Linked DNA regions of Mus musculus: region 1 is linked to region 2. The links are chromatin contacts, found by Hi-C in ENCODE. All regions are on one chromosome and are shown on one strand. The core of a region is the stretch at or near the end of the contact, and the rest is flanking DNA. Distances in the headings are between cores, read along the strand shown. Region 1 holds the start of Cbfa2t3 (CBFA2/RUNX1 translocation partner 3). Region 2 overlaps St3gal2 (ST3 beta-galactoside alpha-2,3-sialyltransferase 2).

Region 1 (5,329 bases), core at 2,248-4,747, about 12 Mb after region 2:
CTCTGGCATCTGAAGAACCTCTCTGAGTCTGGAAAGTGGGTCAGTGCCGTTGGACTCCACTTTGAGTGGGCCAGTGCTGGTCTCAAAGGTGAGGTGGACTTTCCCCTGGGTTGTTTCTGTCATCCACTTCTGCACAGCATGGAGAAGGCTTTTAGCCTACAATGGCAGACACTCTCTATGACCAGCTATGTAGAGGCAGAGTGGGCTCAGCAAAGCTCCACTATTGGCCACCTTCAAGGGACTGTGTATGTGTGTGTGTGTGTGTGTGTGTGTGTGTGTGACACTACTCAGTGAATGTGGATTTATCCTGCAGTGAGTGTGTATCTTTTGTAATAGTCAAACACTGTCTTGGTGGTTTCCAGAGGGTTTTGAGTGACCCGACCCTCCCATCCCCCCTACTGAGTCCTATGAGGTCTGAACCAGGATAGCCCAGCTTCACGAAGGCCCACCCACGACGTCAGCAGTGTGGCTGAGCAAGAACTATGAGGTGGCTATTCCCCACTTGCCTGAGGCAGCCCAGCAGAGGGCTCTCCACTCATAGCACCGACCCTGGTCACTTGCAGCCCTTGGGACAGACTCAGAGTTCTTAGGATGCTGAGGAGAAGACCTGACAGACATAGGAAGGCTCCAAGGACACAGGCAAGAGAGATTACAAAGCTGGGAGGGTCCGGGCTATCATCAAACTCACGCCACCAAGTCTGTCTGGTTGGGCAAGAGGATCTGTTTTGGACAATGAGCTAAGTTCTGAAGATCATAGTCACTGCTAAAGAAAATGTTGTGACCCTGCTGTGTGGCAGGCAGACCTAAAGTCTGGAGGGCCAGTGCAGGAAACAATGGCCAACCAAGGAAGATCCATAGGGCCAGTCCCCTCGCCCCAGGCATGGCCAGCCTAGCAGCCTGCAAGCCTCTTGTCCTGTGCTGGATTCCATGCGCACCCAGCATACACATGCACACCCGAGCAGCCATGAATGAGCTAGGAGGGTTCTCTTGGTGGTTGGAGGATATCTAGATCCATCTAATTCACCACCATCCCACTGGCACGTGGGAGGCTGAGAATGAATCAGAACCCCCCCACCCCCAAACCCATCCCGCTTACAGTGCAGGAGGGGGGAGGGAAGACCATTCCAGAAGGTGGTGGGAAACACCTCTCCCGACACACCCTCCTGTCTTCTGCATCAGAAGAGGCTGAAGCTAAGCCTGGTTCTCCATGGTGGGCAAACCTACTGGCTCAGATCTTGTGGCCCAGTGACCCAGCCTTGCCAGCATTTCCAGATCTGCGTGTAGGAAGGAAAACGAGTTTCTTTCAGTCACGCAGAAAGGAGTATATGTGGAGCGCAATCAGAGAGATTTCCTGGAGGTGGTAACTCAATTACATGGATAACCCGGTAACAGAGGAAGAGCCAGACAAGGACCTGAGAGCTGCTTGGACCACCCAGCAGCCCCAGAGCATCCTGCAAGGAACTGTCCAGGGGTGTCTTCCATATGCCAGCTCAGGCTTGGCACACAGCAAAAGATGGTGGTGTGCCAGGTACACATGGCCCTCCCTTTCTCCCCTCTCATCAAGATCACAGTACCTCCCGGGAGGGTGGATTCCGCCAGAAAATCAGTCCTAACGTGATATTCTCCCTCCCCGTGTCTGTCTAGCTCCCGGGCAGCACCGAGCACCACATCTGTTCCTTCTGTTCGCAGGGTTCCTCCTTTCTCTGCTTTTCCCTCTCAATGCACAAGAGTGGTTGTGCCCCCCCCCCAAAAAAAAAACAGTCCCAAATAGCGGCATTTTCTCAGCTTGGTGCTCTAACTGTGGGCTCCCAGTGCCAACTGGGGACAGCCACATCTTCTGACTTCCGCCCTTCAGTGGACCAAGGTGGGGTGACATCATGACCCCAGTGTAGCCCCCATCAGGATCCCTCCATGCACAAGACCAGAAATCTCTCACAGGGCTTTCCTACTTCTTCCCAGGCCAGGAGCCAAGTGCATTCTGGCCGGGTATGGCTGAACTCTCTCAGACCAGCCCCTGGGGTCTTAGGGAGATGAGAGAGTCCCAGTCTTGAGAAGTTTCTGAAACCTTCCAGCAACTTGCAAGGGCAATGCCAGGGCAAAGTGACCGCTCCCTTTGTCTTCTGCCAGCCCCATCCTCTGAGTGGCTGCCTGGGAACCTCCTGTTTCTGAGCGCCGGGAGGAAGCACACACCCAGCCAGACATAATGAAGCCACATCCTGGCCTCAGGATAGGAGGGACGGGTGTGACAGTTACTGGGATCAACCCTACAAACAGGAGCATGAGATCGTCTGTTATTTTGAGGAATTGGGCTCTGAAAGTCAGCTTTAGCTCACATGATCAGATAGTTCTATTCATGGAGCAGGGGGGTAGGTCCAGCCAGCACTGTGGTCAAGAAGCCCAAACACACCAAGTTCAGGGCCATGAGTTGAAAGGCAGCGGCTCAAAGCCAGGAGCTGCCAGCCTGGCTGCCTTCTGCTCCACCTTAGTCAGCCCGACTCCGGCTGAATTCCCAGCCATCTGTCCCTCCGCGGTGCTCACACCTCCTCACACCTCCTCCCCGCTGTTCCCACAGCCTGGCTCTGGGCCTGCCCTACACACAGATGGACCGTTCCCAAAGCCTGTGAGAAGGATCAGAGCCGGAGGCTGTGCCTGCACCTGGCTGTCAGGACCCCAGGGAGGGCGGTCAGGATCCCCTCCCGACCATCAGGAAGGATGCTCAGCTCCATGGCCCTAATGGCTGATCCAGGGACCAAAATAAGAGGGGGAAGGGCTAGAGAAAGCAGCAGACCCTCTCCTGCCAGCACTATCTCCCAGGAAGGTTGCCCTCCCGCTACTCCAGTCAGTCCCGAGCCCTGTCATTCAGGCTACCAGTCTTTGTCAGGAGACCCGGCACCCCAGGGGGCGCTTGTGGGTGGTGGTTGGGGAGCCCATACTCCCCCACCGACTCAGCTCCTACCTAAAGATGAACCACACACACTCTGGACAGGTCAAGCTGTCTGCTCACCTAGGGTGGCTGCAACTCAGTCAAATGAGTGGGCAGAGTTGGCTCCACCCTGCCGTGGGCACGAACTTTGTAAAGTGGAGGGGCTGGAGAGGGGGTGCAAAGCGAGGACCCCCGGGACGGCAGCAACCGGCAAAGTAGGGTGACAGCGGCGGTGTTGAACAGGGCAGGGGCGGCACTTACGGTCTGGAGCTCCAGGGGACCGTAGCTCTCTCGCAACCCGGCTCCCGAAGTGGCTTTTCCTTCTCACTGGGTCGCCACCTCCATAACTTGGGGGCGATCCGTACGCTGTCTTCTCGCGCTGCGCGGGGCTCAGGCGCGCGGCGGGGTCGGGGCGCGCGGGGCGACCGCCTGGGCCATGCCGAGTGCGTTCGGCCCCCAGCGCGGGAACAAAGCCCGCACGCTGCCCGGGTGGTTTCGGCCTCGGCGGCCGCCGGGTCCAGCCGCCGTGCTTTCGGCTCTGCTGCCGCGCGCTCGCCCGCGCGTCTCACCGAGTCCCGCGGCCCCCGCCCCGCGCGCTCCGCCCCCGCCTCCCGCGCCCCGCCGCCGCTGCGCCACCTGCCTCCAGCCCGACGCCCATCGCGCTCGCTCCGCCCCGGGGCGCCGGCCGCCGGAGAGAGGCCCGGTTCCGTGCGCCCGGCGCCGCCCAATGCCCAGAGCGGCTCCCGCCTCCACCGCCCGGGTGGCCGAGGGGCCCCGGGACGCGCCCGGCGGACTTGGCTATGGGGTCCGACTCAGGACGTAGGGACCTCAGGAGCGCCAGGCCGCGCGTGGGACCCCCGTACGGATGCAGGAGAGCGGGGCCGTGGAGTGGGAACGGGCCGAGGAGTCCCAGCGCGTAGCCAGTGCGTGCGGCGCGGGGCAACCCGGTGCGGGGCGGACTCCTAGCTGTGCGCCCCCGCCCCGCGCAGGCCGCGCCCCGGGAGGGCGGGCGAGCTGAGCGCACCGCACACACCCACCTCGGAGCAGTCGCAGCCCGACGGCGTCGCTGCTCCCGGAGCCGCGGTGTCTACTCCGGGACGGGGAGGCGGGCGCCCCTCCTTCGGCCGCCGCACCCCCCCTCACCCCCTTCGCAAGCCCTTCGGGGTACCCGGGCCACCTGCGCGTTCTGCCGGCAGGGGGCGCGCTCCACCCGCCGCGCTCGGCCTTGGTCCCCAAGGCGCCAGGCGACCTGCGGCAAGTGGGCTCAGGATCCCGCTCTCCCCACTGCCATCGGGGCCGGCGTTCGCATATGCTTTGCATTCGTTTGCATATCATTCATTTTAATGTCAACCTGAGGAAAAGCCCCCAGCCGCTGCTTCTGCTTGTCCGCGTCCTACTTTCTCTGCTTCCTCTGAGCCTGCTCCCCACCCACTTTACCCACTTTTCCTCGAGGCGCCTTGCGACAAGTCCCAGGCGTTCCTCCGGTTGGTACATTTGAGCAAACTCGCTGCACTTCCTTCCTTTCCCTTCCCAGTTTTTCACTCACTCACACTTTGCTTCTTTGAGACTAAGGAGAGACCCAGGGTCACCGCCTGCAGAGACAAGGGGCCAGAACTTCAGATCAGCGGGGGGGTGGGGGTGGGGGGGGCTTGATTTTCATCTCATTAGGCATACATCTGCATGTGAAGGATAAAAATCTAGCAATGTGCCAAAATTAAATAAATAAATAAGTAAAAATACCCTCCGTTTCTTTCCAGGCTTGCTGTAGTGGCTTGGTTTTCCCCAGTTGGGGTCCCTCTCAGGGGTTCACCTCTGCCTTCTTGAAAAAGCGTTCCTGCACGGTCCTCCTGGGGTGGGATCTGGGCTCCTTGGTTTCCCGGATCTCCCTCTGTGGAGGATGCTATCTAATCCTAGTCTGACACCTATAAAACTGTCCACATTTTCAGATCTCCCTGGCCACATGTATCAATCTTATAGAGGAGTGGAGGGTCCCGAGCCCATTTCACAGAGGAATGTGGATCTAGAAGAGTTGGCTATGTGGCTTGAGACCGCAAACTTTTTATCCCAGGCATATGGACACCAGCTGTGTGGCTGCTAGTGTGCTGTGTACACCGAGAAAGCAAAGGACAGTCCTCTTCAGAGATACTGTCGTGAAGAGTGGCCCCGGCAGAGTGGCCTCTCAGCAGACCTCGTAAGCCAGTCTCTGGGAGCTCAGCCTGAGGCAGGAGTGGGACCCTCAGCTTGAGCTGCAGGTTTACCCACCTCGTGCTGCTGGGTGGCATGTCTGTTTTGTGGTAAGTGGCCAGTGTGTGGCTTGAACTTAAGAAAGGTGCTCACAACCTCTGTTGGAGGTACAGAATTCAATGTGACAGGTAAACCTCTCAGCTAGGAAGCTCTCCCAAGAGA
Region 2 (5,416 bases), core at 1,010-3,509:
GTTTTATTTCTGAGACAAGCTCTTGATAAGCTGCTGAAACTGGCCTTAAATTTTCTCTGCAGCTGAAGCAGGCCTTGAACTTGTGATCCTCATGTCTCAGCTCCCCTACTGACTGGGATCACAGGTCTGTGTCACAAGGCCTGGTTTACCAAAAGTTTGTCAGGTTTTGTTGGCTTACATTTAAAAAAAAAAGCATTTATGTGAATGTGACTGAGTGTATATATGTGCACTGTATGTGTGCAAGAGCCCAAGGAGGTTGGAAGAGGACATCGGATTCTCAGGAACTGGGGTTATACAGGTGTTTGTGAGCTTCCATGTGGGTGCTGAGAACTAAATCTGATTCCTCTGCAAGAGCAGCAAATGCTGGTAACCACTGAACCATCTCCCCAGCTTTATTTGATTTGTTTTGTTTTTGTTTTTTTTTCTTCGAGACAGGGTTTCTCTGTATAGCCCTGGCTGTCCTGGAACTCACTTTGTAGACCAGGCTGGCCTTGAACTCAGAGATCCACCTGCCTCTGCCTCCCAAGTGCTGGGATTAAAGTAAAAAAAAATTTTTTTTAAAGTAGTAAGAAGGCCAAAAGTGGTTTAGCAATGGCTTACTCCTTATGCCTTGCTCAGTCTACTTTCTTATAGAAGCCAGAGCCACCGGCCTAGGGGTGGCTCCACCTACAATGGACTGGACCCTCCTATCAGTCACTAATTAAGAAAATGCCTCACAGCTAGATCTTATGGAGGCATCTTCTTAATTGAGGTTCTCCCCTCTCAGATGCCGCTAGCTTGCGTCAGGTTGACATAAAAAGTAGGCACACACACACACACACACACACACACACACACACACACACACACGGCGAGTTTGAGATCAGCTATTCCAAATGCTGAGTTTCCCAACAGAGAGCTTAGGGGAGAAAGGGTGAAACTGCAAGTTCCTAGGCTTGACTAGAGGATCCCAATTTTATCCCGAAAGCCACTGAAGGTTTTTATCATGGCCCTGCAGTGGCGAACATGCAACGGGAATAGGTCAGTCTAGAAATTGTGAGGGTGTCACTATTTGGTCATCAGGAGCAAATGTGTTGCCATCTGAAAGGTTTTTTTTCCTGTTTTCTTGCAGCACCTATGCCCCAGTGAAGTCCTTCCTTCGAGTGGACAAAGAGAAGGTAAGTTCTCTACCCCCTGTCTTTTGACTCTCACCACCATGGAAATTATGCTGGCTTATTCAAGCGATGCCAAGAGAGTGAGTGAGTTTTAGGATGGCCAGAGCTACCCAAGAGAAATCCTGTCCTGGGGGTGCAGGGGGAGGGGGCAGGTGTGGGATCTGCATCTGCTGGTATGCCTGACCCCTACAATGAACACAAGAACCTAGGAATACCCATGTGCTGCATTCCCGAGGAACTGCTAGAAGCTGTTCAGAGCCTGGCCCAAATCTCCAGACCTCCAAGCCCTTCATGTACCTTTCTCTCCTTGCAGGTCCAGATTTACAACCCAGCCTTCTTCAAGTACATTCACGACAGGTGGACCGAGCACCACGGGCGCTACCCTTCCACAGGAATGCTGGTGCTCTTCTTTGCACTACATGTGTGTGATGAGGTAGGCAGTCGGTGTTGTCTAGAGCAGAATTAGGAGAACCATAAACAGAGGAAACAGCCCTTTCCCCATCTTAGCTGTGGTTCCCGGGAAGTAGTTTTTGTAAACAGAAACCATGTTTTTTCATATCTGTTATTCCTATAAACAATATTTTTGCATTTCCCATCGTCATTACCTTTTAAGATTTACTAACAAAACTACTTCATTTAAAAGGCACATTTTTAGCAGGGTCATGGTGGCACCTGTAATCAGATACGGAGAGTTTGAGACAGGAGCAGCGTTTGAGGCCAACCTGGGCTACATAAGACCCAGTCGTGAAAAAGCGAAACACAAATGAGAAAGAGACAGAAGTCCCCTCTGAGTCAGTGCCCTTATGTCAGGCCTGGGTGTCCCCAACCACGCCCCCGACTCCCAGTGACCCCTGTGCCACCCTCCTCACAGGTGAACGTGTATGGGTTCGGGGCCGACAGTCGAGGCAACTGGCACCACTACTGGGAGAACAACCGGTACGCGGGCGAGTTCCGGAAGACAGGCGTGCATGACGCCGACTTCGAAGCCCACATCATCGACATGCTGGCCAAGGCCAGCAAGATCGAGGTCTACCGAGGGAACTGAGCGGCCCTGAGCGCCTTCAGAACCAGTCACTTCTGGGTCCGGCAAGCGCCGGTTGCAGCCCACCAATCAGACTGCGCCGTCCCCAGCAACCAATCAGTGCTGCAGTTGGGAGGAGCTTCTTTCTTAGCCAATCACGCAACTCAAGGAGAATTTCCGGCGCCGCCGTCTCCACCAATCATGGCCTTGGGAGGCGGCGGGCCTCGACCCCCTCCCCTAAACCTGCTTTGGATAAGAATTTTGATGCTTTTTAAGAGGCGGGTCTGGGGCTGGGCAGGAGCGCCTTGAACTGCTCATTTCCAGCTTAGGCCGGGTGGGTGAGTGAAGCCATCCAAAGAAATGTGGTTCCGGTGAGACACTCTCCAGGGCTTTCCGTGGCGCACCAGGTAGTAGGGGGTTGAATTCACCCCCTGTTGGGTTGATCTCCCTAGGGCCTCACTAGTGTCAGGAACGGGTAGGAAGCTTCACCGGGTCACATGCAAGGTGCTTCTCTCACATGTGCCCTCACTCCTGTCTCCTACCACCTTCTCAGCGTCTGTCCTTAGGTCCTGGGCCTCCTCTCCAGCTCACCTGTTGATTCGGAGACAAAGTGAGACCACCCTGACTCGGCTGCTTTTGCTCTCCCACACGTGACCCGTGTCTTTAGCCCTAAGGCGCGAGAGAGCAACACGGTTGGACAGTTGGCTGGAAAGGAGATCCCTGAGCATGTACCGTTTTCTTTCATTGTCACCCCAAAGAGGAGCAGGCAGCCTCTTGCTTGGGGGTAGGATTTGCTTTGGACTCATGCTTTAGTTACCCTCAAGCTGCCAGGGATGGCGATCCAACCAAGATTGCTTGACAATTGTTTGCGGGGCCTCGCGCAGATGGCTCGGAGCTTTGCTGGGGAGGAGCGGATTGGTGGCTGCCCTGCATGCCTCCTCCTGTCCGCACCTTTACCCTGCTTACTCGCCTGTTCTAACCTACTCTCCAGCTCCAGAAGGGCCGCTCAGTCAAGAATCAGGGGTTACAACTGGAAGCTACTTGCATGACTTGGTCACAGTTGAGGTTCACTGGGAGAAAGGGCTTCAGTGAATGTCTCAGGCCGCAGAAAACACGTCCCTGCTGCAGCGTCCACATAAATATTTCCCATTCTTAATGAGTTCACATTACCAAGCAGCCTGGTTGGGGGACAGTCACACATAAGGGAGAGTGTTAAGAGGTTTGGGATGAGGCAACAACCCTAAAAACTAATACATGGAGAACTTTGCTCGAGTCTGTTCCTTCCCAGTTTCAAAAGCACGGGTGGAGGAAAAAAAAAAAGGGAGGGGCGTATAGCAGAACCTCTCAGGGCTCGAACCATCGCACATAGTCACCGTTCCAGTTTTTGCCTGTCTCATCTCTGCTCTCAAGCTGCTGTGATGAGAAACGGGAAAGCAATGCAATTATGCCAAACAGTATTGAGAAGAGTAATTTATTTTTCTTCCCTTTGTTTTGTTTAAATCATGAATCCCCATTCTAGAAAAGGTAGGTCCCAGAATCTACATCTTTTTCTTCTAGAGTTATTTAAACATTCAACTTTCCCTTCCGTTTCTTTCCCTGAATTAAAAAGAACAAAGCCCATAGAGTCACTCATCTGTTCTGAACTGCACCATCCTAGGTGTCTAAGGAGGTAAGGGTGTTTGGGAGAACAACACAACTCTGATACCCTCTTACGGCTGAGGAGTCTAGTTCATGGGCTCTGTTCACTGAAGTCCCCCCTAAGGACTCTGAGTATTATGGTTTAAAAAAAAAAATCAACTTATTATGTCAGGCATGGTGGCATGTGCCCTTAATCCTAGCAGTTGAGAGGCTGAGGGGCAGGAAAAGAAGTTAAAGGCTAGCCTCAGCTACATGGTAACTTTCAAACTAACCTGGGCTACATGAGACCTTTCTTAAGGGGGAAAAAAAGGAGCAAAAAATCTCTAGTGAGTTCTCTCACGAGTTCTGACATTTTTCTGCTTAGCCCAATCGTGCTGTGTGGCCCACAGCTTGTTGCCAGTACAAAGTGCTATGCAAAGGAAGAGTTCTCTGGGAGAGCTGCGGAGGGCAGATAGTGCCTCTCTGAGTTTTGCCTGTCACTAAGGATAAATGCTTAAACTTCAGTAGGGTAACTGGAAAACAGGGGGGAATGTTGGGTCTGCACCTTAAACTACTCACTAAAATAGGTCGTATGGATCTTAGAACTAAATTAAAAAAAAAAAAAAACCAAACCCACAGGTAGTAAGTAGTACTTCTTGTCTTTTCAAGACAAGGTTTCTCTGTGTAGCCCAGGCTGGTCTGGAACTCAGAAATCCTCCTGCCTCTGCCTCCCAAGTGTCGGGACTACAGGTGTGCATCATCACAGTACAGATGGATTACCTTCCCCCACCCCAGCTGCTGTGATTCATCCCTGCAGTCTTAGCGAGGCTGAGGAGGTACACTAAACTAGTGTTGATTTTCTGAGAGAGCAGCTGTCTTGTACCTATGCTCTGTAGACCAGGCTGGTCTCAAATTCCTAGGAGATCCATCAGCTCTGCCTCGTGGGTTCCAGGGTATATGCTATTTAACAAAAAAAACTGACAGACATCAGATACATAAGTTTTGTCCTCTGGTCGTTTAACTCTTCTGTGATTATGGTTTCTGAGACTGGGGCAGGGCTGTTCTGTTAAAATAGATAGGAGACCAATGTGGAAGGCAGCATGTAGAGTTTTATGTTCATAAAACCTATCAGGATTGCACGAGGGTAGCTGGGTAGAAACAGCAATGGTCTGGGATGAGCTGTTTTTACTCCATTCTTAGACCAGAGATGGCCTGCCATGTGGCTTTAATTTTGCTTTTTTGAGACAGGGTTTCGCTTTGCAGACTAGGCTGGCCTCAAAACCAGAGGCCTTTCTGCCTTTGCTCTGAAAGTGCTGGAGTGTGCCATCCCACCCCCTCCCTTTTTCTTTTTCTTAGAGATTTATTTATATGTAGGTACACTGTAACTGTCATCAGACACACCAGAAGAGGGTATGTCATTACAGATGGTGGTGAGCCACCATGTGGTTGCTGGGAATTGAACTCAGGACCTTCAGAAGAGCAGTCACTGCTCTTAACCATTTAAAAGGGAGGGGGGCTGGGGCCATCTCAGTAGCCCCCACCCCCCTCCCTTTTAAAACTTTACATGTGTTGGTGTTTTGCCTGCATGTGTCAGATCCCCTGAAACTGAAGTTACAGTTCTGGG

Evidence for each region. A loop is a pair of places that touch in the nucleus more often than their neighbours do.
Region 1: a loop to region 2 is called in a map of T-helper 17 cell, with 27 times the contacts of the local background. The contact joins the promoter of Cbfa2t3 here to the enhancer-like site in region 2. A Hi-C loop is called at or near these places in 5 of 37 maps with a recorded cell type or tissue (T-helper 1 cell, T-helper 17 cell, T-helper 2 cell and 1 more).

What each region holds. Positions count from the first base shown.
Region 1 is chr8:122,674,678-122,680,006 of GRCm38, forward strand. Cbfa2t3 (CBFA2/RUNX1 translocation partner 3) reads right to left here and starts at 3,498. Exons shown (of 12, transcript NM_001109873.1): 1 at 3,185-3,498.
Region 2 is chr8:110,968,077-110,973,492 of GRCm38, forward strand. It overlaps St3gal2 (ST3 beta-galactoside alpha-2,3-sialyltransferase 2), which reads left to right. Exons shown (of 7, transcript NM_009179.3): 5 at 1,112-1,157; 6 at 1,468-1,587; 7 at 2,026-4,421. The coding sequence ends at 2,199. Among named protein-coding and RNA genes, the nearest start is that of Gm51551, 19 kb to the right of the region's middle. Within about 2 kb of position 2,260, at least 1 of the 3 ENCODE cell types and tissues checked has a DNase peak (open chromatin) inside an H3K27ac peak, as active enhancers do.